3 separate regions of the Homo sapiens genome follow, and all the other regions are linked to region 2. Evidence: chromatin loops called from intact Hi-C (ENCODE). Cell type or tissue: HCT116. All regions are shown on one strand. Links, peaks and the distances in the headings refer to the core of each region. The heading gives the core; the rest is flanking DNA.

The links. A loop is a pair of places that touch in the nucleus more often than their neighbours do. Peaks named below come from ENCODE experiments on the same cell type or tissue, not always from the same donor. Only the 100,000 strongest peaks of a DNase experiment are listed, where the experiment ranks them.
Region 1: a loop joins it to region 2, with 2.8 times the contacts of the local background. A loop is called at or near these places in 11 of 110 quality-filtered maps.
Region 3: a loop joins it to region 2, with 8 times the contacts of the local background. A loop is called at or near these places in 69 of 110 quality-filtered maps.

The regions. Positions count from the first base shown.
Region 1 is chr5:148,478,501-148,488,812 of GRCh38, reverse strand. It overlaps HTR4 (5-hydroxytryptamine receptor 4), which reads left to right. Exons shown (of 7, transcript NM_000870.7): 7 at 5,520-7,266. The coding sequence ends at 5,610. All of the region lies in intron 2 of LOC107986462 (a long non-coding RNA gene), which reads right to left. Among named protein-coding and RNA genes, the nearest start is that of FBXO38, 100 kb to the right of the region's middle. In HCT116, for the core only: CTCF peaks have their summits at 5,564 and 5,764 (motif pointing right); a DNase peak (open chromatin) is centred at 5,762; H3K27me3 peaks cover 1,740 bases.
Region 2 is chr5:148,174,938-148,185,249 of GRCh38, reverse strand. It overlaps SPINK14 (serine peptidase inhibitor Kazal type 14 (putative)), which reads right to left. Exons shown (of 5, transcript NM_001001325.2): 5 at 9,631-9,897. The coding sequence ends at 9,852. Among named protein-coding and RNA genes, the nearest start is that of SPINK14, 12 kb to the right of the region's middle. In HCT116, for the core only: a CTCF peak has its summit at 5,813 (motif pointing left); a DNase peak (open chromatin) is centred at 5,839.
Region 3 is chr5:148,369,111-148,379,422 of GRCh38, reverse strand. It overlaps FBXO38-DT (FBXO38 divergent transcript), which reads left to right. Exons shown (of 5, transcript NR_105057.1): 2 at 578-721. Among named protein-coding and RNA genes, the nearest start is that of FBXO38-DT, 9.6 kb to the left of the region's middle. In HCT116, for the core only: a CTCF peak has its summit at 4,470 (motif pointing right); a DNase peak (open chromatin) is centred at 4,532.

The DNA of each region.
Region 1 (10,312 bases), core at 768-8,767, 300 kb before region 2:
TGTCCAGAGGCCACAATGTTAACATCCCAAACTATGAAAGCTCAGCTTTCTGCAAGCTTCAAAAGACAGTAGAAAGAAAGATCCTAGATGTCATGCCCTGCAGATGCATTGCTTTATGTCCTTGCCAAGACACTATGCTTTCTGCAATTTAGTTTTCTCATCTGTCTGATAGGGGCTTTTGTAACTTGCATGCTACTTTCATGATTTTTTTTTATCATATCACCACTCTACCCATGCCATGCTATTATTTATTTACTATTTTTCTTTAAATACGTTTTAAATCTAAATAAACATATTTGTAAAGGAAACTCTGTATTGTGACCTTAAATGCAAAACTATATAGAGAAGATGATTTTTAATACAAATGCAATGAAAGTAAAACAAAGTTATTAAAATTTAGCTTTATCCTGTTTTTTTGCCAAAGGCTTTGAGCCTGACGCCTGCACTGTGTTTGTTAGGTATTAGAGACTTGTTAAACCAGAGCAGGACCACACTGAGTCAGAATGACTGAATGAATAATTTGAATCCCCTTGCTGTCATTCAGATTATTTAATGCTGTGCCCATTCTCTGAGATGTCACTCACAGAACACATCCTATGTTTGGGAAACACTTGATCTTCTAGCCTTAGTAGAATTCTGGTTGATAGTGTATCTACAGACAATTTAAGAAATGGACTTTTAATAAGCAAACTTGCTGATAACTTATTACAAATCTATGTGCCTCACGGTTTATAGACAACTCGGTTTTTATCAGCTAACAATACCCAAGAATTCTATTTCTCATCACATGAAAAGCACCTAAAAAAACATTGCTCTGTGCATCTCTTTACATTTTTTGCTTTCTCATTTTCATAATCACCAAGTCTTTTCTCATCTGTTTATCTTCAATGTGATGACAACCAATAAATACTTCCTTGTCCACTTTGCTGAAATGTATGTTTTATTTTATTGTTTCCATTCCTTTCCCTTTGGGAGCAGGGACTTCTATCTCTGGCCCCTCTGACCTGCCTGTGATTTCTCTCTACTGCCTATCTCTAAGCTCGCTCTCTCTACTGTCTCTATCTCTAAGCTCGCTCTCTCTACTGTCTCTATCTCTAAGCTCGCTCTCTCTACTGTCTCTATCTCTAAGCTCGCTCTCTGGTATGAATAGAATGGCTGGAGGGAAATCTCATACACCTGTGTGCGTAAGAATCAGCTGAGAGCAGTTTTTTAAAATGCAGATTGCTGCTCTCTCTGGCTCACTCCTGCCCTCCTACCCTCGCTGTCAAAGGTCTGGTATGGATCCTGGGAATCTGTATTTTATAAAAGTACCCAATATAGTTCTCATGCACATAGCCTCTGGACCTTTGAGAAAGATGACTTAGCAAGTGATTCTCCTCCTCCTCCTCCTCCTCCTTTTCTTCTTCCTCCTCTTCTCCTTCTTCCTCCTCCTATTCTTTCTTCCACAGAACAAGTAATTGTAAGTCTGTTTCATTAACTGCTAATAACTTTGTTATAAAACTTCCCACCACATAAATGATTTCCATGTTTCCAAATGGGCAGAATTCTTGATTTGGAGGGCAGAATACCCAAGTTATAGCACTAGATCCACCATTACCCATCGATCAATCCATGCCTCTACATTACACTTTCCTCTTCCTCTAACATGGAAACAAGACTCTGTACCTTCTTGCCTTACAGATTTGCATTGAAGATTAAATGTGAAAAAAAGATATGACAATGCTTTGTAAATTGTCAGGGATTTTACCAAAATGATTACAACAAGAAACTGCATTTTAAAAACTCATCCGTTAAAATATTGGAGAAAGATTCTTTTTAAATGATGTTTTGCATCAGGGATTTTGAGTGGCTCTGCCAATGTTTTTGATCAAACATATGTTTGAGGAGAGACAGTTGTGATCTCGCTGCATTTTAAGTTGTGGCATCTCAGCCCCACCCTATCCTATCCTACCCAAATACGTTTAACAGCTTTGCAATGTAATTTCACAGATTCCGAAATTGAGGTCTTTCAGATTCTTTAATACAAATCCAAAATTACCCTCCCTGTGTTTCCAGCGAAACCTCTTCCCTCCACATGGAATATAAAGTATCAGATACTAACAATAGAATATTAAAAGCCAGATTTGAAGCAATTACCCACAGCTTTGGAGAACAGTCCCACACACAGCTGGTGCCCAATCAGAAGGCCTGTCTCTGTCACCCACCATCCCTGCTACTCATAGAATCAGAATGTCAGAGCTGCAAATGATCTTACAGATTATCCTCCCCTTCATTTAACAAATGGGAAAAGTGAGGCACAGGAAAGGGACAAAGTCATCCAGTCACTCAACTGGAGGCTCCAAAGGCATTAGAACCCAGGTCCCTGTCTTCTGGTTGCTACACTCTGCTGCTTTCTTCTCTGAATTAGTAAGGTGACCTTCTAGCTGGGAGTGAAAGGGGCTTCCTGAGTGTTAAAGCCATGTGCACTGAGGATGATCTTATTGCACAGGAAGGAGGTCTCTTATGGTGCAGTATAATGTACCACATTTTTTTTTATCATGCATGAAGGCCTAAAAGGCAGATGACACTAAACTGCTAACTGTGAACAATTATGTAAATATAACAATGAGAACTGCGGCTATGAGCCAACTGACCATAAGATCACTCTGTCATTATTCTCACATTCCCATTCGTCCTGCTGAGAGAGAGACGTTGTGAGTCCTTCATGGAGTTAGATGCTGGGCCATTGTCCTTTCTCCATGGCCAGAGCTATATTGATGTAACCTGGCATTAGACATCAAATAGCAATACTAGAGTATTTTCAATCTTTATTTAAATCTCTAAAAGAATTGTACAAGAGAGCCAATATATTGAAGCTGAGTTTGCCAATGTCAAAGATAGATAGAGAGGGAGAGAAAGAGAGAGCCAATGTAGCCCTTCGGAAACATTTCTCAAAGAACCTCTTCCTCTCTCCAATTGCTCTGGAGCCTTCCACATGCCCAACCACATGGCTTTCTTTAGCTCTGATCTTTTCGCCTTGTCTTTTATCCTCACCCCTCATTCTTTATTATGTTTATTCATGTGGCCCCTCTCTTTGTCTTCCGGACTTTCCTCCTACCTTCACAGGATTTTTTCCCCCTTTACACCTAGTCTCCCTAGTTCTACGTCACAGAAAACATGGGGTTCCACTTGGCAATGACTCTTCTTTAATGGTCAGATGGAGTTAGCAGGAAAGAGTCTCATGTTAGTGTCACAGTCATATTGTGTTGCAATAAATGGAAATGCCACATCACACTGCAGGTTTCTCACAGGTGGAACATTTATAACATGCACCCCTCTACATATTCATTTCACCCAGGAGTCTGCCATAGTGGGACAAAGAAATGCTAGAGACAGCGAGACCTAAATACTGTATCCATAGTGGTAGTTGTCAAAATGATGAATGACAATACAGTAGAACAGTTACTAGCACAGGTGCTGGTGTCAAAAATGACTTAAATGTAAGGTCTGACCCTGTCATTTATTAACTGTGTATACTTGGGCAAATTACTTATGCTCCCTGAAGCTCAGTTTCCTTGCCTGTTAAATGGGTGTAATACATGAATTAAGGCACATACTGCATTCAGCCCAATGCCTGGCACACCAGTGCTGCACTAATAGGTGGTTGTTTTTATCGTTGCTAATAATGACAATAATAACAAATATGATACAAAGGGGATTTGGCCAATGAGAGATGAGAAATTCTTATTTTCTTTCTTCCCTCTCTCCCTCTTTCCCTTCCTTCTTTCCTTCCTTTCCTTCTTCCTTCCTTCCTCCTTCCCTTTCTTCCTTCTCTCCTTCCTTCCTTTTTAACCTTCATTCCTTCTTTTTCATTCATTGTTTTTTCTCTAAATAGATATATTCAATGAATCAGACAGATAAAAATGTAAGGGAGTATGTAAAGGCCTGAGGGCACATCTTGAGTTATCTAGAGAGTTTACACTTTAAAATGGCATGTGGAAAATCTGGAGGAAGGAACATATAACCAAGGATGAATCAAGGATGAACAAAAGCTATGTTCAGAGCTATGTTCAGATCTAACCCAGAAATAGTTAGATTTCATTATTTAGGGAAGAAATCTTGCATATTCTGCTATAATAAGAATAGACTTCCAACTGGAAAGAAGAGAACATTTTAGGGAGAAAGTTGCTGTCCAGGATTGATGGAAAGCATTTAACTCTCTCTGAGCCAAGATGTGTCATATCTCAGGGGCTTAAAAAAAACTTGTTGCTAACAAGTCCGAATGAACTTCTTCTAGGACTGGGGAATAGGTGGAAGCCTGGAGATAGTAAATATTGCCCCAATTTTTCAAGAAACACTAAAGCTAATCTCCAGAAACCATAGACTCATAGCTTGTGTAAGTAAGATTCACTGTTGTATAATAATTCATGCCAAATAATTTCTTTATCTGCTAGGACAGATTTTCTGTTTGACAGAGACATTTTAGCAAGGTATTGGACAAAGCCTGCCAGAGCGGGTCCATTCTCAGGCACATTGAGCATTAGATGTTTGACTGCAAGGAAGCCTGTCTTGGGGTAACTATGATTCTCTGTTTTATCTTGCTCAACATTTTTTACCTTGCCTGAAAAACTAAAAGGCAGATGACACTAAACTGAAATATCTACCATTGTAGATTATTTGATCTTCCTATGTGCTTGCAAAAAACTTAAGGTCTAGTTTGAGTGGGTGCTAAATAATCATATCTTGAATGTTAAAATTGCTATGATTTAGAATGATCTCAGCTGACTAAAGTGATACCAAACCGATATAACAAAGTTTAACTGAGTAAAATGTGATGGTTTATATTTTGGCTCAAATAAATAAATAAATAAATAAATAAATAAATAAATAAATAAATAATAAAATCAACTAGGCAGCAATGTAATAAAGAACCTCAGGAATTGACAGTTGTTGTATCAAAAACGATCAAAGTTGGCAGCAAGCTCAATATACGCCAATAACTTATTACCATTTTTAGAAATGAACTGAATTTGACTACATTAATAGAAATAAACCCAATTGATGATGAAAAGCACATGATGTAAGTCAGGCTCCCTGCGAAAATTTGTGCACTTTCCTAGTACCATAATTCAAGAGAGGTGTTCAAAGGACAGTGCCCATTATGGGGAATAATCTGGAAACTATAATATATAATGAACTATTAAAGAAAATCGGAATGTGTAGCTTGGAGTAGAGAAAACTTGGAGGATATAATCGGTAGAGGGCACAATGTTGAGGGGGCCTGATAGGCGTAATAGGTCCATCAGGTAGAAGCCATATGGACACCGATTTTGGCTGAACATTAATGGGCTATTTCTAATAGTTATTATTGCCAAAAATTAATATGGACTGGCCTGTCAATGGAAATTCCTAAGTAGAAGCCAAATAGCTACTCATCTGCATGGCACAGAGTGTTCCTGCCATGCAGGTGGGCTCTTTCAGGAGATGATCTGCAACATCCTTTCCAATTCTGAGGTTCTGTAATCTTCTCCTCTCTCTAGGGATGCAGTGGAGTGTGGTGGCCAGTGGGAGAGTCAGTGTCACCCGCCAGCAACTTCTCCTTTGGTGGCTGCTCAGCCCAGTGACACTTAGGCCCCTGGGACAATGACCCAGAAGACAGCCATGCCTCCGAAAGAGGGCCAGGTCCTAAGCTGCTGCTTGTGCGCGACTGCACCCGGTATTCTCTTCACCTGAGGCTTTCCGTCCGCCAGTGCAGGAACCCGGTGCTCGCTGGGCTTTTCCTCTGAGATTCCAGCAGGTGGCGCTGGAGGGAGTCAGGGGACATAATGGCCTCCTTGTTCACTTTTTATTTCCCAACACTCCCTCTTCCCAGATTCTCTGCTTTTGCCGCGTGGTCTCTGGTGTCTCTGACATGTTCCCGTCACTCACTGTGTCTGATCTGTCTCACTCACGTTCTAAGCACGATAGCTTGCTGCGTCCTATCTCGGTCACTGATGTCTCCAAATACGCCTTCTTTGCTGTGTGGGCTTCCAGATATCAACAAAATACTCCCTCTCTGTTCCTGTCTTAGCCAGAGGCGTCGCTCCTGTCTTGCTTACTTGCTTGGTCACGTCCGTCACAGCCATGTTCAAGCTATCCCCTGCCTCTTCTTCGCCCTGTTCTGTGCCAGACGCTAACACACTTTTCTCCCTGTGTCTGGGTCCAAACGTGCATCCTCTTGGTTGGCCCCCTTGTCAGTCCCAGACGTCCACTTGCTCTTCCTTATGTCCAATGTCTGTCCTCCTCTTCAGGACATGCTCCATTTATTTTCCATGGAAGACACAGGGTCAGAGATCTGTCAGAGGAAAATGGTCTCCACAGCAACTCTGGAGGGAAGCTGAAGACAGATAGCTTCCTCCTGGTGTCCTGGCCGCTGGCGTGTCTGCCCTGAGATGCTCGCTCTCCTGCTGGGCTAGAACGGGACGTCTTCTAAAAAGCCTTGGGCAGGGCTAGCAACATCGTAGGTGTTTATTAGGCTTCAGGATCTTTCCCATGAACTTGTGATATCATTTTGAAACCCTTCAATCTGGCTTTGTTGCTGCCAAAGGAGATAACTGTTGGAAGTTCACACTGGGGAAACTCATTTTCCCCTGCAGCTCCCCCAAGGTGCAGGAGGGCAGGATCCAGCAGCACTGGGGATGCCGAGGCAATGCTGTACTTGAAGCCAGAGGACCCAAATTGCCGCCCTGGCTGTGCTGCAAACAAGCTGTGAGATCTTGAATAGTGTTCTTTCATCTCTGGACCCCACTTTCCACATCTGTGCACTCAAGCTTGGACTAGAGGACCTTTAAGTTTTCTTTCTGTTTCTAAGACAACAGTATGCTGCTATAGCCGTCTGCTACCTCGAGAAGCCATGGCCTGCCTGCCTTTTGGCTTTGTTTCAAAGGAACGACCCTCCTCATTTGGGCCTTTTAGACCCCTGACCTTTCCAGCTTTGTCCTTCAGATTAATCTGGATGTCTTTTATTCAAAGCTGAGTCAGTGGCTCTTGCGAATGCCCCATAGCAGAAGTCCCGGGAAGGTAAATGCCAAACCCAGAGCCATGTGAGATTCTGACTTTGATCTTGGCTGTGGTTTAATAGCATCTCAGGATTATTTATCATATTCTCTTTTTTTCTTATTGCTTATAAGGTGTCAGTTATTGTTTCCATTGTTGTTTACTTTAGTTCTGGAACTGAAACCGACAGGAAGAAACTTTGGAATAAGGAAGAGAAGATTGACCAAACCATCCAAATGCCAAAAAGAAAAAGAAAAAAAAAAGCCTCTCTGTCCTATGAAGACTTAATTCTGTTGGGGAGAAAGTCATGTTTTAGGGAAGGAAAATAGCCTCTGAAAGAGAAATGCTATTCAGAATTCGTGAGAAATATCTCTCCATGCTGAAATGCTCTTTGTGTAGACTGGGATTCTCCCTGATCAATGAAGCAGATTGAACCAGGGAACCATTCTTGTCACATATGAAGAAAGTTTATTTAAATTCTAACTTACACCCTGACTCTGACTCTGTGGCTGGACCAATCCCCTTTGATTTTTCAAGTCATTGTTCCCCTGCCATCACTAGGCTCAGCAACCACCATTAGGAGGCAAGCACCATTTTGAGGTGCTTTTCTAATATGAAGAAGGGAGCAGCCAGCTTCTGGGCTCCATGGCTCTGGACCTGATGATGAGACCCAACCAATCTGCTGTGGCTGCCCACACACCCACCCATTGCCTGCATGAGCACATTGGTGGGAGGAGTACAGCACAGAGGCAGCACGTGCACTGGGTCCATTGCTGACTTATTAAGCAAATTGAACTAATTCCTGAATGTCTCAGACCTCAGAGAGAATCTCTCTTGCCTACTTCACAAAGTTGTTGTGGAGATATAAGATAATTTTTTTGTGAAAACATTCTGTAAATCATAAAATGCCATTCCACATATTTATCATTACTTTGGGCGTTTTGGATTACTGTGGATGTGCCTGAGCACTCGAGGACTATGAATTTATTTACCGGGAGGTAAACCAACTTAAGAGAGTAAGTTTCTATGTTGATAAAGAAACAGAGAAAGAAATGCCCAGGGCAAAGTTCGCAGGAAGGTAAATGCCAAACCAGAGCCTTGTTAAAAAAATAATATTCTAGGAGCACCCCTTGGGTATTAATTCTTCCTGTATTCCCAGCACTTTGGGAGGCCCAGGTGGGAGAATCACTTGAGGTCAGGAGTTCGAGCCTGGCCAACATGGTGAAATTTGATCTCTACTAAAGCTACAAAAATTAGCCGAGTATGGTGGCATCTGCCTGTAGTCCCAACTACTTGGGAGACTGAGGCAGGAGAATTGCTTAAATCCATGAGGCAGAGGCTGCATTAAGCTGAGATTGCACCACTGCACTTCAGCCTGGGCAATAGAGTGAGACTCCATCTCACTAAATAAACAAATAAATAAAATTCTAGGAATTGTAGAAGCACCCTTTGGATATTAATTCTTCCAAATCCACCCATCCTAATTTGGTCATTTCAGGTTGCCCAACACACGAATTTATGAATCACAGAAACTCATTTAAAAGGATTTGGTTATTCACAAAGTAAGGGACTACAGGCTAATTTTGATAATAATGAGCGTAACTTCTCATATAACTTCAAAGTAACATGGAATAAGATTCAAATGTTTGTTCACTATGAAAAAATGTATTTGAAGAAGAAAATACTTGGACCATCAAAATCATCCCCATGCTATAAATTATATATATACAAATCCTATGAAAAAAATCAAACGTGGACCAGACTATGACCAGATAGCATGAATACTACATAAAGAGTCAACTAAGATATTGAACCTGATAACTTTTGAAAATTTTCCTGATCTGATAGTCTATGTATATGATTGTTAATTGTGGTTTAATGCTATTTTAGCTAACAACTTAATTTTATTTACATTTTTAATAAAGTAGAATTACAAAGGGGCCACTTATACAGTTTATAATGCACTGAGATCCCTTGTGTGATCAACATATAAAGTACATGTGTGCCCACCACATAGAACATGAAACTTAATTCTCTAATTTCAAAGGATTACAAATTGTAATGATGGTTGTGTTTTTGGTTTATGAGATTGTTAGTTATAGCTATGATTTATTTGAAGCTAAGGCTTTGAAGGTCCTAGAATCCTTGATTCTAACTTTGTTTACATGGAAAGCATCTTTGGCTTTATGATCATCTACTTTTTGATGCAGTTCCCAGAAATGTGTTATGGAAAAAATTGGAGCCTACATAGATTTTTTAATTGATAAATTATATTTATTGATAAATTATACATATGTTTATATGAGTGCATTCTGTACATGTTTATATAAATTATATATTCAAGGAAAAATGCGTCTGAAAACTAATAACTGAATTTTGAATATGCAATAAAATGCCAAAGTCAACTCCCATGCCTCAGTCTTGTGGAGCTTCTCGGTAACCTCCAAGATCCCAGGGCATTCTCCAGTAGCTATGTCGTTTGAAGCTAGAGAATTTTCTGACTCCAGTACCAGGTTCCTCTCAAAGGAAAGCTAGTAGCCCCGGGCCCCTAGATAATGTGATTTTACCAGATTCTACCTGTCTGCCTGTCTGTCACCTTCATCAAGGCCTCCAGCAATAAGACAAACCTCTATGACATGGTCACCTAATGAGCAGAGGATGGGGATCCTGTCCAGCTACTCTCAGAGCACAAACCACGAGGAGGCATTTAAGGCAGTGTGACAATGTATATCTGGAGGTCTTGGATTGAGGTTAAGCATGTGCATCCCTGCTGAAGCCTTTAGAAAAAAAAAACTGGAGGGGGCATGTCACGAGCCATCCAAGAGCCTGGAGTTCATCTCCTTTAGGCCCAGGTTATGTGTGATGAAATCTAGGTCCCATCTCTTCTGAGTGTGGAACAATGGAATGAACCCTGTCAGCAGTCAGGAGACAGAGTAATGTCCAGAGTAAAATAGACTTAGCTCTTTTGTTTACCTCTTGGGACCTATCTTCTCACATATAAAATGCCAGGGGTGGACAAGAATTAGGTTTACACATCAGAATCCTTTCTTCATACACAAATCTACCTGGAATTCCATCACATAAAAGATTCAAGCAGGACGGGGAATAGGTAGGTCTGGATCTCCCATCTCTGGTTATTATAATCTATGCCCTGGATGGAATGTTCTTGGGAGCCTAAAGCCCAATCGCTGGACCAGGGAATACCCTCTGTGCTGGTGCTTGTTTACCTCCTGTCCTTAGCTTTTCTGAGGCGGTGTTCATAATACTGCCATGAACTATTTTTTCCAGGTGACAATCA
Region 2 (10,312 bases), core at 937-8,936:
AAATTTTAGGACTTTTTTTTCTATTTCTGTGAAGAATTTCATTGGAATTTTTATAGAAACTGTGTTAATTCTGTATATTGTTTTGGGTATTACAAACATTTTAACAATATTCTAATCCATGAGCAAGGGGTATCTTTTTATTTATTTGTGTCTTCACTTTTTTTCATCAATGTTTTGTAGTTTACAGTGTATAATCTTTCACATTTTTGCTTAAATTTCTTGCTAAGTATTTTTTATGCTTTTGAAAATGGGATTGTTCTCTTCATTTATTTTTCATATAGGTTATGATTTGTGTACAGATATGCAATTAATTTTTGTATGTCAATTTTGTATCTAGTAATTTTACTAAATTCATTGATTCGTTCTAACTGCTTTTTTGTGGAGTATTTGGGGTTTTCTACATTTAGAATCTTGTCATTTGCCATTAGAAATAACTTTACTTTTTTATTTTTTGATTTGTATGCCTTTTTCTTTTTTGTTCTAGTCTGATTACTCTTTGTAGTATTTCCAGTACTGTAATATGTTTGAACCAAAGTGACGAGAGTGGGCATCCTTGCCTGGTACTGGATCCTAGAGGAAAAGCTTAGTTATTCCCCATTGATTATAACGTTAGCTGTGGTTTTCTCAAAGATGGTTTTTAGTATGTGGAGGAACTTTCCTTCTATACCTAAACTATAGAGAGCTTTGAATCAATAAATAATGTTCAACTTTGTGAAATGCTTTTGCTGCATCAATTGAGATGGTAAAGAAGTTTTTATCTTCTATTCTGTTAATGTGACGTGTTACAGTGATTGATTTGTGTATGGTAAACCAGGCTTGCTTGCCAAGGATAAATCCCACTTGGTCATAATGTACTTTTTTTTTTTTTTTTGAGACGGAGTCTCTCTCTGTCGCCAGGCGGAGTGCAGTGGCACGATCTCGGTTCACTGCAACCTCCGCCTCCTGGGTTCAGGCGATTCTCCTGCCTCAGCCTCCCAAGTAGCTGGGATTACAGGCGCCTGCCACTGCACCCTGCTACTTTTCTTAGTTTTAGTAGAGACGGCGTTTCACCATGTTGGCCACGTTGGTCTCGATCTCTTGACCTCGTGATCTGCCAGCCTCGGCCTCCCAAAGTGCTGGGATTACAGGCGTGAGCCACCACGCCATGTTGTTGAATCCCTTTTGACAATATTTTATTGAGAATTTTTGAATCAATGTTCGTCAGAGAATCGCTTGTCATTTTTTTTTATTGTGGTATCTTTGACTTTGGTATATCGAGCTGGTGATACCAGGACTCATATAATGAGTTTGGGAGTATTTCCTTAGTTCTATTTTAGGAAAAATTTAAGAAAGATTAGTATTAATTCTGCCTTAATATGTGGTAAAATTTAGCTACAAAGCCATCTTGTCCTGAGCTTTTCTTCATTGGGAGGTTTTAATTACCACTTCAGTCTCCTTATTTGTTATTGAACTTTTCAGACTTTCTACTTTTTCTGACTCAATCTTTGTAGGCTGTATTTTCTAAGAAATTATTTTCTCTATTGTCCCTTATTATCCATTCTATTTTTGAGGGATCTATTGTAATACCTTCCAAGTATAAGGCCTGAAACCCCAAAGTTCTTAGAAGAAAACATAGAGGAAAAGCTCTTTAACGTTGGCCTTGGCAATGATTTTTTGGATATCATACCAAAAGGAAAAAGAAAAAATTGATACAAGTTGGGCTACCTCAAACTAAAAAGCTTCTTCACAGCAAAGGAAACAATAAACAAAATGAATAAGAACCTACATATTCAGAGAAAGTATTTGTAAACCATATATCTGATAAAAAATTAATATCCAAAATATATAAAGGGGCCACGTGCATTGGCTCCTGCCTATAATCTTAACAGTTTTGGAGGCTGAGGCAGGCAGATCGCTTGAGCCCAGGGGTTCTAGCCAGCCTGGGCAACATGGTGAGATCCCGTCTCTACAAAATATACAAAAATTAGCAGGCTGTGGTAGCATACGCCTGTAGTCCCTACTACCTGGGAGGCTGAGGTAGGAGGATCACCTGAGCCCAAGCAGGTGGAGGCTGCAATGAGCCATGATTGTGTCACTGCACTGCACTTCAGCCTGGGAGCCTGGGTGACAGAGTGAGATCCCATCTCAAATATATATGTGTGTGTGTGTGTGTGTGTGTGTGTGTGTGTGTGTGTGTGTGTGTATATATATATATATATATATATGTATGTATTTGTGCATATATCTATATATATAGTCAAAAATACAAGAAGTAACAAGTTTTGGCAAGGGTATGGAGAAAAGGGAGCCCTGAAACATTGTTGATGGGACTGTAGATTAATAGGTCATTGTGGAAAACTGTACCGGAGTTCCAAAAGAAATTAAAAATAGAACTACCATGTAACCCAGCAGTCCCTCTTCTGAGTATATATCCAAAAAGGAAGAAATCATGACCTTGTAAAGATATCTGCACTTTCATGTTCATTGCAACCTTATTCACAATAGCCAAGATATGTGAAGAACCTAAGTGTTCATTGATGGATGACTGGATTAAAATCACTGTGGCACACGTATGAATGTATAGAATATTATTCAGCCCTTAAAACAAATGAAGTCTTGCCATTTGCCACAAAATGAATGAGTCTGGAGGACATTATGCTAAGTGAAATAAGCCAGACCCAAAAATAAAAGTATTGCCTGATCTCATTTATATGTGAAACTCAAAATAATTCAAATACACAGAAATAGAGAACAAAACAGTGTTTATCAGGGGTAAGTTTGGTGTGGAAGGGTATGAAAATACAGAGATGTAGGTCAAAATATTTTAAAAAATAGCCCATATGTAGGATAAATAAGTCTAGAGATCTAATATACAACATGAGAACTACGGGTAATAAAATTACCCATTACTACATTGGGATTCATGCTAAATTAGTAGATTTTAGCTATTATTGCCACACACACACACAAATGTTTACACATAATACACACATACACACATAAAATGAAAACAAAGTTACCATAGAACAAAAATCATTTTATTTGTTGAAATTAAATGAAAACTTTTGGAAATGAAAAACTGAAATTGTCTCTGTGTGTGGACGGTATGATCTCGTATATAGAAAACCCTAAAGATGCCACAAAGAAAACTACTAGAAAAGATAAACAAATTTAGTAGAGTGGCAGCATACAAAATCAACATATAAAAATTAGTATTTATAAACGAATAATGAACTATCCAAAAAAATTTTTTAATCCCATCCACAATAGCAACCAAAAAAGAAAACACTTAGGTGTAAATTTAATCAAGGAGGTGAAAGATTTATATACAAAAAAACTATAAAACAGTGACGAAACAAATTGAAGAAAAAATAGAGAAATATCTGTGTTCATGGATTGGAAGAATTAATATTGTGAAAATGTTTATACAACCCAGAATGATCTAAACATTCAATATAAAAATTCCAGTCTTTTTATATAGAAACAGAGAAAACAACTCTTAAACTCGTATGGAGCCACAAAAGACCGTGAAAAGCCAAAGTATACTGAGCAAAAAGAATGAAGCTGGAGGCATCATACTACCTGACTTCAAGATATATTATAAAGCTATTTTATGCCAGCACCATGCTATAAAGACAGCATGGAACTGGCATAAAAACAGATACATCAACCAATGGAACAGAATAGACAGATCAAAAATAAACCCACACATTTTTATCTAATTGATTTTTGAAATAAAATTTAAAAACATACAATGGAGAAAGGAAAAGGAGAGTCTCTTCAATAAATGGTGCTGGGAAAATGGAATATTTGCCTGATGAAAAATAAAATTGGTTTCTTATCTCATACTATATATAAAAATGAACTCAAAATGAATTAAAGATTTATATGTAAGTCTTGAAACCGTAAAACTAGAAGGAAACAGGGGAAGAGCTTTATAACATTGGTATGAGCAATGATTTTTTTTATCTGAACTCTAAACAAAGGCAACAAAAGCAAAAGTATTAATACAAACGAGATTGCATCAAATCTGAAAATTTCTGCACAGCCAAGGAAAAAATAGAGTAAAGAGACAACCCACAGAGTGGGGAAAAAAAATATTCACAAACCATGCATCTAACAAAGGTTTAGTATTCCAAAATACATAAGGAATTCAAGCAACTAAATAGCAAGAAAACAAATAATCTAATTAAAAATTGGCAAAGGACCTGAACAGACATTTCTCAAAAGAAGGCATACAAATTGCAAACATGTTTATTTTTAAATGCTCTACATCACTAATAATTAGGGAAATGCAAATTAAAACCAGAATAAGATATGACTTCACACCTGTTAGAATGGCTATTATAACAATGAAAGATAAGAAGTGCTGGCAAGGAAGTGAAGAAAACAGAACCTTTGTACACTCTTATTGGGAATGTAAATTAGTACAGTCATTATGGAAAACAGGATGGAGGTTCCTCAAAAAACTAAAAATGGAACTACTATATGATCCAGCAATCCCACTCTGGGTATATACCCAAAGGAATTCAAGTCAACACGTGGAAGAGGTATCTGCATGCTGTATTCATTACAGCATTGTCTGCAATAGAAAAAATATGTAAACAATCTATATGTCCATCAACAAATGAATGGATGAAGAAAATGTGATATATTTCCAAGTGTGATATACAATGGAATACTATTCATCTTTTAAAAAGAAAGAAACTCTGTCATTTGCAGCAATATGTACAGAATTGGAGAACATTATGTAAAGTGAAATAAGCCAGGCAAAGAAAAAAACTGTACCTAAATACAGTTAGCATAGAAGAAATGTACCTAAACACAGTTATGGCATATATGCCAAGCCCACAGCTAACATCATACTTAATGGTGAAAAGCTGAAAGCTTCTCCTCTGAGATATGGAATAGGACAGAGATGCCCACTTTCACCACATACTCACACTTAAATGCAGAATGTTAAAAGAGATCAAGTTCATAGAAGTAGAAGTAGAGAATGGTATGCTGGTTACCAGAAGCTAGAAGTGGGGGTGGGGAGGAAGGAATGAGGAGGTGTTTATCAAATTGTACGAAGTTTCAGTTACACAAAATAATAGGCTTATAAAATCTACTGCACAGAAGGATGACTATAGTTAATAAAAACATGTTGCCTATTTAAAAATAGCTAAGAAAGTAAATTTGCAATGTCACACCACAAAAAATAAGTGAAGTGATGGATATGTGAATTAGATGGATTTAATCATTCCACTTTGTATACATATAACAAAACATCACATTACACCCCGTAAGTGTACACAATTATGATTTGTTGAAAATAATAATAAAAATAAATCAATGAATTTTATATTAAAGAAAATTAACTGTGGCTTAGATTTGTCATGTTGTTTTCATTGTTATTTTAAATAACAATGACTTTCTGGAAGCCTACATAGGGCCCATATCTAACTCATTCCAAATTTTTGCTTGGAAAATACATGGAAAACAGTTTACACAAGTCTGTCTCTCTGAATTAACTTTCTCAGGGTAAAAATAAGCTAATCAGAAAGAAAAAAACTCCATAGGATTAGAAGAGTAATATTTAGTCCATTCGTTAGTTACAAATATTCCATTAGTTAGAAACATTTCCCAATACTCTCATCCAATGTGACACCTGAATAAACGTCAAGGCTGAGTATGTTAGGAGCTTTCATCTTCCTGGGGAGAAGGATATTACCATGTTAGATGATAAGAAATCTGCAGCTCATAGAGATCTAGCAATTTCCCCAAAATCATATTGTTATATGACAAGTTGGCCAAAAGTATTGTCAAAGTTGTTGGTCTAAAGAGCAATGCTTTACTGCCACCTTATGGGCAAATAGGGTTTGCTACAAGTCCTACAAGAGTTCATTATAGTTCAACTTGGGCTTCGAGAGTGTCTTTCACAGATGAAATAAAGTGTCTTGTATGTCATACTAAGATGTTTGTTTCTATTATAATTAACCAAGGATAGTGATTTTTAACAGATAATATTTAAATGGAAAATTATGGTCAGAAGAATAGAATGGAACCTGAGATAACAGTTAAGATGAATAGTAAAATAACATTAAAACAAGATGACTTGAATTAAATAAATGTTCATGAGTTTGATCAATATGTAAGCTGATATAAGGAATATATATTTATAGTATATTAAAATTGAGTTTGAGTGAAAAAGGGCTTAGAGAGAGTGATAGCATTAATTTTCATTACATCAAAACATGTGTAAAGCAAATTTAGAAAAGCATAGGATCCATATTAGATAGATTGACTTTCAAGATTCCACAAGAGCCAGTGAAATTAAGATGTCCAGTGTCTGCTTCACAAAGAAGATATTTATGAGGCCAACAAACATGAAAAATGCTCATAAGCACTGATCATTAGAGAAATGCAATTCTAAACCACAAGGAAACACCATCTCATGCCAGTCAGAATGGTGATTATTAAAAAGTCAAGAAACAATAGATGCTGGTGAAGCAGTGGAGAAATAGAAACTCTTACAATGTTGGTGGGAATGTAAATTAGTTCAACCATTGTGAAAGATGGTATGGTGATTCCTCAAGGATCTAGAACCAGAAATACCCTTTGACCCAGCAATCCCATTACTGGGTATACACCCAAAGGACTATAAATCATTCTACTATAAAGACACATGCACATGTATGTTTACTGCAGCACTATTTACAATAGCAAAGTCATGGAACGAACCCAAATGCCCATCAGTGATAGACTGGATAAAGAAAATGTGGTACATATACCATGGAATACTATGCAGCCATAAAAATGAATTCGATCATGCCATTTGAAGGGAAGTGGATGAAGCTGGAAGCCATCATCTTCAGCAAACTAACACAGAAACAGAAAGTCAAGCACCGTATGTTCTCACTCATAAGTGGGAGTTGAACAATGAGAACATATGGACATGGGGAGAGGAACAACACACACTGGGGTGGTTGTGGGATGAGAGGCAAGGGGAGGGAGAGCATTAGGACAAACACCTAATGCATGCAGGTCTTAAAATCTAGATGATGGGTTGATAGGTGCAGCAAACCACCATGACACATGTATGCCTATGTAACAAACCTGCACATTCTGCATGTGTATCCCAGAACTTAAAGTAAAACAAATAAAATAAAATAAAAATAAAATAGTCAAATTCATGGAAGCAGAGAATAAAATAATAGTTTCCAGGGACTGGGGGGAGGGAGAAATGGGGAGTTGTTGTTCATGGTTTTAAAATTTTGATTATGTAAGAATAAGTTCTGAAGATCTACTATACAACATAGTGCCCATAGTTAACAATACGGTGTTGTGCACTTCAAAATTTATTGAGGGTAGATCTCATTAATTTTTCTTACAACAACAACAACAACAGCAGCATTAACAAAAACAAAGAGTCACAGGAAAATTTTTAGAGGTGACAGATATGTCTACTGCCTTGATTGTGACGATGGTTTCAAGGTTGTATGCGCATGTCCAAAGTCATTAAATGGAATATATATGTGTATATATATATGTGTGTGTGTGTGTGTGTGTATATATATATATATATGTGTATATATAAAGATGTCCAGTGTCTGATGCTAAGAATATGGGCACAGTCTCATGATGTGGGTAAGTGAGTTATACGTATATAGGCAACAGAGTAATACAGATGTGAGTGGGTTTGTCATGCAGAGGAAGCAGGGTGGGTGGAAGATGGCAATAGCTAAAACCTGGGGCTAATCAATTACCAAAGCATAAAATATACAGGGAATCAGAGGGAGGAATTTGAAATCACCTGCCAAAGGCAGAGGGAGAGAGAGAGAGAAAGAATGAGAACACAGGCAGTGACTATCAGAGCTGGGACCGCAAAAGGGGGAAGTTCCTTTCATGTTAGCAGTCATAAGAGACCTGTGAAAATTATCCTTAGGGGTTGCACTGGAAGGAGGCCATCTTGCATTTAGATGCATGCTGATCTCCTTTACATCTTTGGGAATGCCTACTATCAAATGACAGAAAAAAAATTATTTTTACTGATCTTTTTACTGTTACCCATTGACAGTTTAAGTCAGTGCTTTCTTATCTACTAAAAAGATTTGTAGTATTATAGAGCACAAATCTTGTCCATTGGAATTCTTACAAAAAGTAGAATAATGACAACGTATTCTAGTGTAGACTTTAGGAGGTATCATAGGAAAAAGAAGTATAAAACGTAAGTACAATGGCACGATAAAAGATAAAGTCAACTTCTACTTTCAAACAATAGGATGCAAGGAAAACCAGATAAGATATATTCTCCTACCTGAAACAACAAAAATAGTCAGACAAATATGTAAACATGACACTAGGACACGAGGCACTGAAGGACAGATTCCTGATAGATGGAAAATAAATAAATTAAAGTCTGTAGTTGACCTTGGTTTTTGCATTGTAAGAGATTCTAGGAATAGGAAAGAGGAATCTCAATGAAGCAATTACGAGTTGAGGATACAGAGCTGAAAGGAAATAGAGACTAAACTGGCTGGTGTCTGCAGGACTACTGCACAGGAGAGCTGGATAAAGGGATCAGAAGATTAACAATTGGTGCTCGTGTGTGAAGAAACTACCCAAAGCAAAGAAAGAGTCATTAGAGAGGATTAGAGATAACAGAGCTCAGATCTCATGCAAGGCTATTAATAGTGCCTATTTAAGATTTTTAAGAATTCACTTGATGACATTAATGGCAAATTAATTATTGCAGAAGAAAAGATTTGTCAACAAAGATACAGCAATAATGTTAAAAAACAATCCTCCCAGGATCCCTGAAGTTCTTGATGTTCTTGCATAGCCCAGGACTTGGAGCAATGGAAATTGGCATGCTATAAAGCTAGAGAATATCTAGTTTTTCCCAGAGATATTAATTCTAAAGATGATACATGAAAAGTGATTGTTTTCTTCTCACTGGAGCCATGTATTCACCATGTGATCAGCACAGGAGGTAAGATCAAAGATGTAACAGAACATGTACACACTCTGACCACAGCCTTGCAAGGTAGTAAGAGGCAGAATAGATGCTCTTTCCCAAGCCAGTAGGAAGCAAAGTTCTGAAAGGAAGAGAGCATATTAGTGCATATTATTAGTCTGCTGTACATATAGAAGTAAAAAATACATATGAAGTATAAGAGAGAAAAAGGTGTCCCTATACGTTTTAGGGGTTAAAATTTGTCCAGAGAATTTAAGAAAAAGGCTAATGACCAATGGGACATTAATGGATACCAACAATGTAGGTGTTCTTCTAGGCAAAATAGATCTGCTGAGAATGTGGGGCCCTGCTGATCAAAGCTGCACATGTGTAAATACCTCTGTCTCGAGGCTGAATCCAAAAGGGAGGATGTTTAATGATAAGTTTGCAGAAGTTAGGCAACAGGAATCCTACAAGCAGAGTACAATGTCCTATAGTTCCATTACTTTTTTTTTTAATGCCAAAGGAATATGGAAGAAATTTCTGTCATGTTCTTCGGAAGACAATCTGGAGGCTTGACATAGATTAATTCAGTGTTATTAGCATTAGAGAGCTGGTTAATCCCAATAGTTGCCTTTGACCCATGACTGAAATTCTGAATTTCTTCTGCTTCTGAGATTTTTAGACACAGATCTGAGACCCAAGTCAAATCAGACTTTCATAAAAGTGTATTTATTAGGGAGACTATGGAAGGCAATCAGTCAGTGAGGGGAGAGGTCCATGGAAGGAACTTTGAACAATCTGCTACAAGCTCAGTAGTGATAGCTCTTTGTCATGAAGAACAAATGCAAGGAGATGTAAAAAGCGCAAGAGGGAGATTGGAGACATGGAGGAAAAAAAAAAGAAGATATCTTCCACATTCAAGTCCACTCAGCTAACATTTTCCATCATGGTAAAACCTGATTCTTCCATGAGATTTCCTAAAGGAAGAATCAGAATAAACATTTCATTTAGTAATACAATGTCAGAACTAAACAAATACTTTTAAAATTATCTATCTAAAACCTGGTTTTATATTTGGAAAAACTAAGATCCAGAGTGTAAAGGGAATTGACTAATGACAAAAGACAAAATTATTGGATTTCTTACCTAGTTATCATTCCTTGATTCTAAGATGCCACTGGAGATATTATGAGACATGCTACAGTCTTTTTGAAATTAAGCTGTGTAATCAGGTCCGAGTTTGTGATGTGTGAGGCATGTCAATCCTCAACTATTCTGTTAATACTCTCACACTTTGGCTGAATTACTTATTAGTGGGGATGACCTGAGCTTTGCACATTCCTGTCATTGCTCCTTGCACAAAATTTACAAAATGATTGGGCTAAGAGCTCC
Region 3 (10,312 bases), core at 1,143-9,142, 190 kb before region 2:
AAAGTGCCCTAATTTTTCCCAAGTTACATAAGAAAATTCTGTGAAAGGCTGTTGTATGTAGGTGTATACATAGAGAATTGCAATTTCAAAACCAACACATGGTGGTAGATTAAGAGAAAACAAAAACAAAAGCCTGCATTGAAGACTTTTACACTTCCATAAGCATGAACTCTGAGTGACCATTAAACAATATTAAAAATTAAGGACACTGCAGTTCATTTTTAATTTGTGCTATACTGCACAAGATCATGTTTATGTGACAAGGAAGTGAAAAGGTTAAGAGTGAAAAAGCAAATTCAGTAAACTTCTTTTTAAAAAATTACCCTTCAGTGTTATGGTTTGAATGTGTTCCCCAAAGTTCATGTGTTGCAAACTCATATGGTTGGGGTCTGTGTCCCCACCAAAATCTCATGTTGAATTGTAATTCTCAGTGTTGGAGGAGGGGCATGGTGGGAGGTGATTGGATCATGGGGGCAGACTTCCTGCTTTCTGTTCTTACGAAAGTGAGTGGGTTCTTATGCGATTTGATTCTTTTAAAGCATGTATCACTTCCTCCTTTGCTTGCTCTCTCCTGCAGGCCATGTGAAGATGTGCTTGCTTCCTTGTCACCTTCCGCCATGATTGTAAGTTTCCTGAGGCCTCCCAGGAAGCAGAAGCCTGTACAGCCCACAGAACCATGACCTGATGAAATCTCTTTTCTTTATAAATTACCCAGTCTCAGGTATGTCTTTATGGCTGTGTGAGAATGGACTAATACAGAAACTTAATGTCTAATGCAATCGTGTTGAGAGGTGGAACTTTTAAAAGATGATTAGGTCGTGAGAGCCCTCCCTCATGTATAGATCAATGCTGTTACCAGAGGAGTAGGTTCCTGATAAAAGAAGGAGTTTGGAGTTTGGCCCTTTCTCTCTCACTTGCTCTCGTTCTCATGCTCTCTCTCACGTGCACACTCTCTCTCTCTTTCTTGCTCTCTTGCCCATCTACCTTCTGCTGTGGGATGACACAACAAGAAGGCAGTCTCTAGATGCAGGTCCCTTGAACTTTTACTTCCTGGACTCAAGAACTGTAAGAAGTAAATCTCTGTTCTTTATAAATTACCCAGTCTCAGGTATTCTGTTTTAGCAGCAGAAAACAGACTAAGACTAATCTAATCATATTTTCTCTGTCACTACTTCTAGTTCAGATGTTTTAGTTTGATTACCAGAGGAAAGACAGCAAAGATGTTAGGAAAGAAAGTACACTGAAATGCCAAAAATTCTGAATTCCATCATTTCTTCAGGCAGCCAACATTTATTAAACGTCTGTTTGAGACCTGGGAATATGTTAGGCACCAGGGCTGCAGAGATGACTAGGAAACAGTCTCTACTCTCAAGTTAGTGGGGAGACACGATCTATAAGGAACATTTCAGCAAAATTTAGGAAATTCTGTCACAGTGGAATACCAGGATGCCTAAGTAGCACAGAGGAGAGGCATAATATAATGAAATTCGTAGAGTAAGGTAGTGCAATGGTATTTGCCAGAGACTGGAGGGAAGGGGAAATGGGGAGGTATTAGTCACAAGGTACAAACTTGGTTATACAAGATTAGAGATCAAACAACACTGTAGAGTGTATTTACAAAATTTGTTAAGAGGATACATCTTATGTATTCTACTCACACATAACATAATGAAAAGACAGGAAGAAACTTTTGGAGGTGATGAATAGGTTCATGGCATAGATTGTGGTAATAGTTTCACAGGTATATATCTTCAGACGCATCAAGTTTTATATATTAAATATATGTAATTTTTGTATGTCAATCATACTTCAATAAAGTAGTTTTTTTTTTAGAAAAAACTTTCAATGTCTCTTTTTTGCTTAAACTGAGGCTTAAATAATATATATATAACTTGCTTATCAGAGTTCCCATGTACAATATGCATTGGTTTCAGCCTGCCTTTTCAGTCTTATTTCCCTTCACACATAGCATATTTCAGCTGAGCGTAGGACTCACTGCTTCCCCTCATATACCTGATGACTCTGTAGCCCTAGGCGAGTGAACAGTTTGCTCCCCTGTAGGCAGAAGGTGGATCAACCTTATTCAGCTCTTGCAAGGAAAGAGAAGGAAGATGCTGGTGAGCTGGGCCCATCTAGGTGAGTATAATACTGGGACAGAAACTGATGGTCCTTGTGTTCCACAAGTAACTGGGATAAAACAGTTGTGCTTCTTATGTAAGTTGGTTATATTTTGAGCCTCACATGGTTCATTCATTCATTCAGCAAGTATTTTCTGAGTGCTTGCTCTAGGGCCAGACACTGTTAGGTACAATAAAACAATTATGATGAGAAGTAGATATGTTTCTACCTGCAGTTCAGTTTGGTTGAGGAGTTTGGGAACAGAAATCAAATAACCATACTGATAGACCAATTTTTCAAAAATAAACAGATAGGGATAGATACATAGTTAAGTTTTGTCCAGTAAAGGAATTAATGAATAAATGGATAAATATAATACACTCGATTTTTCCTTTTAAGCATTTCAATGGTTTAATAAACCAAACCTTCCTAAATATTTAAATAAAACTCATAACTCTATTAAACATACACATATGGCAAATGACGACTTCTCAAACAGCCAATAATCTTTAGTCTTAATAAAATTCTCATCTCTTCAACTTAATATTCTAAGTTTAAGCCAATACTTGATTAAAAGTTTAAAATTTCAATGATAAGGCTCATCTATCTAATTCCTTAACATGCTATAGTTTTTGAAAATAGGACATTTTATGTATTAATTATTCATTTACTGTTTCTTAGTGCCAGATAATAATAATAGATATGATTTAATCCTCATTTCTTTGCTTAAATTTGACCTTTTGGCATAGACATTGTAAGAAAACCTTCTATTTCTCTTATCTGGGGACCGCAGTTGCATACTGATTGCGGGGAATGTTTGACTGGGCTCCAGGATTCTCTTCTTCCCATTCCCAACCCCACCCCCGCCTTTTTTTTTCTAATCATGAGCTGTAAGGACATGAGACTGGAGTGGCTGCAGCCATTTTTCTTATCTGGTAGATAGAGTTTGTATGGGAGATGATGAAACCAGCATTTAATAAAATCCAGAGACAAGCAGAGGGCAGAGATGGAGACTGAGACTTCTGACAATACCTGAGTCCATGGATAAAGCTGTGCCTGAATTACGACCCACCCTGAATCCTCCTAATTGCATGAGCCTACACATTTCTTGCTTGACCTAAGCTGTTTCATTTAGATTTTCATCTCTCTTAACTGAAAGTATCCTGACATATTTCATAGGCCGTGTTAGCCATTGTCCTCCTCCAGTACTCCAAACCTTCAGAAAACATTTGTTACCCTAAATAGCCTTTAAAGTGCTTGAGGAATGAAGGAAGATAGCGGGTGTGCAGTGGCTGTGGAGTCATCTGCACCAAAGTGGTGGGGAGTGAGGCAGCAGCATCCAAAGATGAAATGAGGTGCCGATGGAGAACTTTGCAAAATTAGAGATACAGAGCAAGTAGTTACCATAAGGACATAGAGGTCCTGGGATCCTCTGCAATCGGGAGGACACCAGACTTCCTGTGATTTGTGGAATGGAAGGTCAAGTCATGTCATTTGGATATGAAAGTGTGGGCATCAGAAGGCTAAGATCTCTAGGTGACATTTTCATGCTTTCTACCAAGATAAAAAGTTTCTGATCCTGGCAGTATCAAGTCTTATTATAGCAAAAACAGGCAAAACAGTTTACTGCAATAAGGACAGCAGTATAGCAAGGGATTGAGCTTGGGCCAGGCCTGAGAACAATCTTAGACTCAAAGATAGCATATAGAAAGTATAGTGTTGAAGCATCTGTTGTTTGCTTGACCTGCGTTTATTTCTCCTCTGGCAGTAGTTCTTCAATATTCCTTTGGGGAACAATTCTTTATCATCTTCTAGTTCATACAGTAAGGCCAACTTACCTCTGGCTCCTGTAGGACCTTATAATTTGGTCCATTTCAATGAGAATTAAGCATGCTTGTAGCTATGACTGGTTCAAGAATAAGCCTTTTATTCCAACTAGTGTAATAAGACTCAAACCTTTTGTTAGAAGACTTCTTGGAAAAGGAAAGCTCTCTTCCACTGACGACATCGTAACTCTAAGCTGCCAGGGTCTACCACTGCAGATAGAGGTGGTGTGGGGTGGGGAAAGCCTGCCTATGAATAAAAACCACACTGGAGAAAGAATGGATGGATCCAAGAGCTGGAGAAAGAAATTTCCAGCAGAAGTTTTGGAGACCCTGAATCCAGCTGTTACTAAATTCAGATTCACCTGGAGTTGTCAGGCAGAAGAGCCATAAAATCTCCCGTTCCCCTCTTCCCCCTATCCCCTGCTTTTTTTTTCTTGTGAAATCTGGGGAGCCTGATCATTACTGGAGGTGGTTGGTAGTAGACAGAGGATGTTACTCTTCCAAAGTTCAATGTACTGCATGTGGTTTGCCCACTAGAGGGTGTAGCTCACTGTGCATTAGGAGCAAGGAATGTTCAGAGAGGTAATGCTGGGAGGCATTTACTGTCAGAGATCTGTTGAAATGTTGCAAGGTCTCAGCCACAGGGCTCACATCCCTGAAAGGGGCCCTGTCTCAGAAGGACTTGAAGAGTGGTCACATGACCAAGGCCTGACTACAGGCATAGCAAATAGAGCAGGATGAAGGACTTCATCTTAACCATGAAGCTATTTTTGTCTTAAAAAGAAAAAGTCATAAGAAAGAATGAGATCTTGACATTTGTAACAACATGGATGGAACTCAAGGTCATTATGTTAGGTGGAATACACGAGGCACGGAAAGACAAATTATGCACGTTCTCACTCATTTGTGGTAGCTAACATTTAAAACAATTGAACTCATGGAGATAGAGAGTAGAATAATGTTTACCAGAGGTTGGGAAGAGTATTGGGGGCAGGGAAGAGGGGATGGTTAATGGGTACAAAAATATAATTAGATAGCATGAGTAAGCTCTAGTATTGATAGCACAGCAGAGTGACTACAGTCAACAATAATTTATTGTACATCTAAAAATAACTACATAATTGGGTTGTTTGTAACACAAAGAAAGGATAAATGCTTGAGGTGATGGATATCCCATTTACCCTGATGTTATTATTATGCATTGTATGCCTGTATCAAAATGTCTAATGTACCTCATAAATATATATACTCACTCACTACGTACCCACAAAAAATAGCACATTTTTTAAAAGGTTATGTGCAGGAATCGCAAATATATATACTCACTCACTATGTACCCACAAAAAATAGCACATTTTTTAAAAGGTTATGTGCAGGAATCGCAAATAGGTTTTATGTTCCATATCAAATCTGATGACAAGGCATGCCTGGATTACTATGTTGATAAACATTTTGAGGCCACATACAGCTCAGTGGCATGTACTATTTGATTACTGATATCTAATGTGGGCGTGGGGAGAAGCAGGATGGTTGGATGTGATAGACATGTGACATCTATGGTGAGATGTTTCTCAATAGGAGCACTATCAGGATCCTGGATGGGTTAATTTTTCCCTATGCAGGACAGTCATTGTGACAAGTAAAAATTAAGTCCCCACATACTTTAAATACCCTTTATGGGAATAGTACTGCTCTATTAGAAAATTATTAGGTTAAGCCAAGAGTGACTTGATTGATTTAGATTTGCCTGAGGATTGAACTAGAGCTTCTTAAATGCTTCAAGACTAAAAAATGAGGATTTTTTTTTCTAGATCCCGAGACCAGACTGAGCTTGCTATCTGTAGGGAATAGGGACTGAGAATGGGGAGGGGAATGAAGAATTTCTGTTGAAGGGGAGAAGATACTTATGGTGACAGGAGCCAAGTAGAACCTGACAGTAGGTGATTAATGTATCATCCCTGGTTAAGAAAAGCATAGGAGGAACCTCAGCTGTGGGAAAAAGGGGTATCCTGTTAAACATCAGAGTCATTTGGAGTGCCCTTATCCTACCATTTTCATTATTGTTGGGTGTTTCTTTTGCCAGGATGTTGTCTTTATATAACAGTTCTCAGGGAGCTGCCCTCTACTCTGTACCTTTGAATCCACTGAATAAGATCAGCCACTGTAAGTTATTTTTGGAAGAAAACATATGACTCAATGAATAAATACATACATGAGTAAAATATTTCCTACCCCTTAATTTAAGAGTTCATGACCATCTATTTTCATTTTCTTCATGCCCCTGTGAATTCCTGTGGAGAAGAGAGGAAAGGAGCAACAAGAATGGTATTATTGCTGCCTTCAAGTTTTGCCTTTGTCATACTCTTCCAGCCAAAGACTACTAGGAACACACCTATAGTTGTACAAACAGGGCTTATGATTAACTGCAGCCTGTGAGAACACACACCCCTGGGAGCCATAAGGCATGTCAATAGAAGGGTATTAGAAAGGTCTTATTGTAGGATTTGAGATTGTTAGGTTAATTTGGTGGAAGGCTTAAGGAAAAGAGGCTTTGCTTTGGTTTGAATGCCCTCAGAAAGTGGGAGTAATTATTTAGGAGGAGGGAAGAGTAGCTTAAGGCTAAAGTTGTAATTGGTGAAGAAGCAGCAGTCACATTAGTCTAGATAAGTCGATATTTGGTATTTTGTGACTTTGATAATGTTCATGTTTTGCCTGTGTTTAGTCATGATTATTAAGTGGTATTATCTTAGTCTTGATTTCTTCATAGTCACAGAGTAGTTTGTCAGATGTAAACATTCTATGAAATTGTTTATCTCAAATGGAGAACATGAAGGCCCAGATGTAAGTAGAAGACCAACGTGTTACAATGCTAAGGCAAGCTTCTGCATGCCATGGGTTGTTTTACTCCTTCTCACATTTTATCATATTGTTTAATAATCTTTTGTTTTATTGCTCCCTCACTGGACTGTAAAGTGCATGAGTGCACAAACCTGTTTTGATGACCACTGAAGACTGAGTCTAGACAAGTCTCCCAATCTCATAAGTACTTAAAGAGTATTTAGTGAGTAAGTGACTGAATTGTCCAGTTAGCTGATTAGACTGTGAATTGCCCAATGTCAGGGGTTACTTCCTATTCAGCTCTGTATTTCTAGAACCAAACAGTTCTGATGTATGTAATTAAATATATCTCGAGTCAAAGAGGAACTCTCCATAAGATAAGATTTATTGCTTTTCTTTAAAAAATAAGGTAATATAATGAATTCTACTTTATGAATGAGAGATGATGCTTATTTCAAATGGTTTCATTCATGAAAAACAAAGAAAAATCACTTCATATTCAAGATGCAGGGGACTTTCTGCATTTTCCATGGTATTGAATGTTGAGAGTGAGATTCAAAGCTCTAAGAGAAATTGATATAAATATTTACAAACCATTAAAATGAAATATAATCTTTCTTGACCGGCCTAGTTGCATATTATAATCTCTATATTATATAATAATTTTTTGAAAGGAGAGAGAATGAGCCCAACAGGTTGAGGTTGCAGTGAGCCAAGATCATGCCACTGAACTCCAGCCTGGGTAACAGAGTGAGACCCGATAGATAGATAGATAGATAGATAGATAGATAGATAGATAGATAGATAGATAAATGGAGAGAGAACTTGATTTGTAAACTCCTGGCTTACAAATAGCCCATAGCTACAAAGATTTTCCTCTCCCCTCATTATGCACTTTCACCCTGGAGATGCTTCTGATTTGTAATCATGGCAAAACATTATTAGAGCTTTTAACGAATGTGTAAACCTGTATGTTAAAAAGTAGAGCATGAGGAAATCAATAAATTGATAAGGTACCTTGGGAAAATCTTTTCACTTCTCTGAATCAGAATTACCTTGTTGATAAAATGACCATAATGATGGATACCGACTGAGATAGGCTCTTTTGAGGATCACTTTGGAAATAGGCTGTTTTGAGGATCACTTTGGATATGCTCTATGAACTTCAAGAATACTTATTATTGAGACAAAGACCATAATACAAGAAGCATACGCATTACTGGGGCAAAGACCATAATGGTTAAGAACAGGATAAACTCAGGAGTGTAGAAAACATAAATGAAAAATATCTGTCTTCTTCAGCAGAAATGTAATAACAATACCAAGCAAAATACTAAATTTTATACTAAGTTATAGTCAATGAAATTTTGTGTGCGTGTTTCATGCAAAAGTGGCCTATTTTTTTTTTTAAACAAGGTCTCACTCTGTCACCCAGGCTGGAGTGCAATGCCGCAATCTCAGCCCACTGCAACCTCCACGTCCCAGGTTCAAGCAATTCTTCTGCCTCAGCCTCCCGAGCAGCTGGGATTACAGGCACCTGCCACCATGCCTGGCTTTTTTTTTTTATATACATTTTTAGTAGAGACGGGGTTCCACCATGTTGACCAGGCTGGTCTCAAACCCCTGGCCTCAAGTGATCCTCTCAAAAAGTGGCCCATTTTTAAAAAATTTAACAATAGCCACATAGGAGCTACTGTGAAGTTATAAGGAATATTATTCATCTTCCGTACATACTTCCTATTTGACATTGGGCAAGGCAATCAACTTTGGAGTACTTCATTTTTATATGTAAAAGGAAATATCTCTCCCCTGCCTTCCATGTACTTACAGGGGTCCTGTTTGGGAAAGTACTTTCTAACTGTCGTAAGCTTATAACCATATATTATTTGTAGTAGTAGCTTGAGAATAATAGTATCTTATTTTTTATTTTGTTTTCTCAGCACCTAGCAGAGTGTCTGGAACTTTCTAGGTGTTTATTAAACATTCTTGGGATAAATATAAGAACCTGTTTTGAAAACTCCTAAAATTCTGTCCAAATAAAAGTTTCTAGTCATAAGATAAGATAATAGGAATTTAAACTTGTAGGCTCTGGGAGTCAAATTCCTAGATTTGTTTCTTGGTTTTTCTCCCTATAAGCAATTATATCTTGGGTCCCTAAATCTCTCTAAGTGTCAGTTTCATCATCTATAAAATGAAAGGTAATGCCAATTTCAGCTTTGTAGGATTGTTTCGAATACTGAATGAGATAATTTCTATGTGGTACCAAGGACAGAGCTTGGTATGTAATAAGCACTAAATTGAAATCAGGCCTATTTGTAGGTTTTCAAAAGTTTCCTCATTATTTATTCTCTTAAATATTTTATGTTTCTGAGTATATACAATAAATACATTTTTTAAAGTTTAATCATACAATATGCATCATTTGATACATTTTGTAAACTTAATGTTAGGTCATGATTATTTTTTGAAAAGTTAATAGGTGATGTCTAGTGAAGTTTTTTTTTTTTTAAATCATATAGCGCTAAAAAAGGATGAGCCTATAAGCAAAAAGCCAGAGAGATTTGGTGCACTAAAGTGGATCAACCTTTGACTTCCCCAAGATGCAGAAACACAGTACCAGTTAGAACCCGAGCTGGGGTTTGAAGGATGGAGGGAGGCACATGTACAGTTAGTGTAAAGATACGCTTGTCCCCCTCACTTTGTTATGAACATGACCTGGCCACACATTTGGAATGCCTTGATAATCTTAGAAGAAAGCAACTTCAGGCTAACAGAGATAAGTAGAAAAGTTGAGGAACCAGATCAGTCTTATGCATAAACTCCCTCTGAAATAGTGGGCATGGGAAGCAAAATGGATTTCACAACTGACCTGGAATAAGAAGAAGCTGAGCAGTAGGGTGGAGGTGTAGTAAACATCAGAGAATCATGGACAAGGATATTTAAGTGGCAGCACAACAATGGGAAAAGAAGATCTTACGTAAGAAAACTGTACTTCCCTCGAGTTCCACTATTGTGTCTGGAGATGCTAAGAACTATTTGGAAAATGGAAAGTTTGGAAAATATTGGCTTTCATGCAAATAAAGTTAGTGGGCATTAGAGCATTGATATTTGTAGCATTACCATAGACAGTGACACAATTCCATTTACTAACTCTTTTCCAGAAAGTATTAATTATAGATGTGCTATAATTATGTATTATATTATTAGAAACTAATTATATGTTATTAGATCTTTTTTTGTATTTTACCCTTAGAACTACTGTGCAGAACATATCTATGCATTATTCTTTGACAATACGTTTAATACTTCCTGAGGATAGTACCCAGAATAGCCAAACAGTCTGAAAATGAGCAAATTTTAAGAACCCATACTTCTTGACTTCAAAGCTTACTATGAAAATCTACAATAATCAAGAGAGTGTGGTATTGGCACAAAGATAGACATATAGACCAATAGAATAAAATTGAAAGTTCAGAAATAAATCCTTAAATTTGTGGTCAATTGATTTTCAATGAAGGTTATAAAACAAT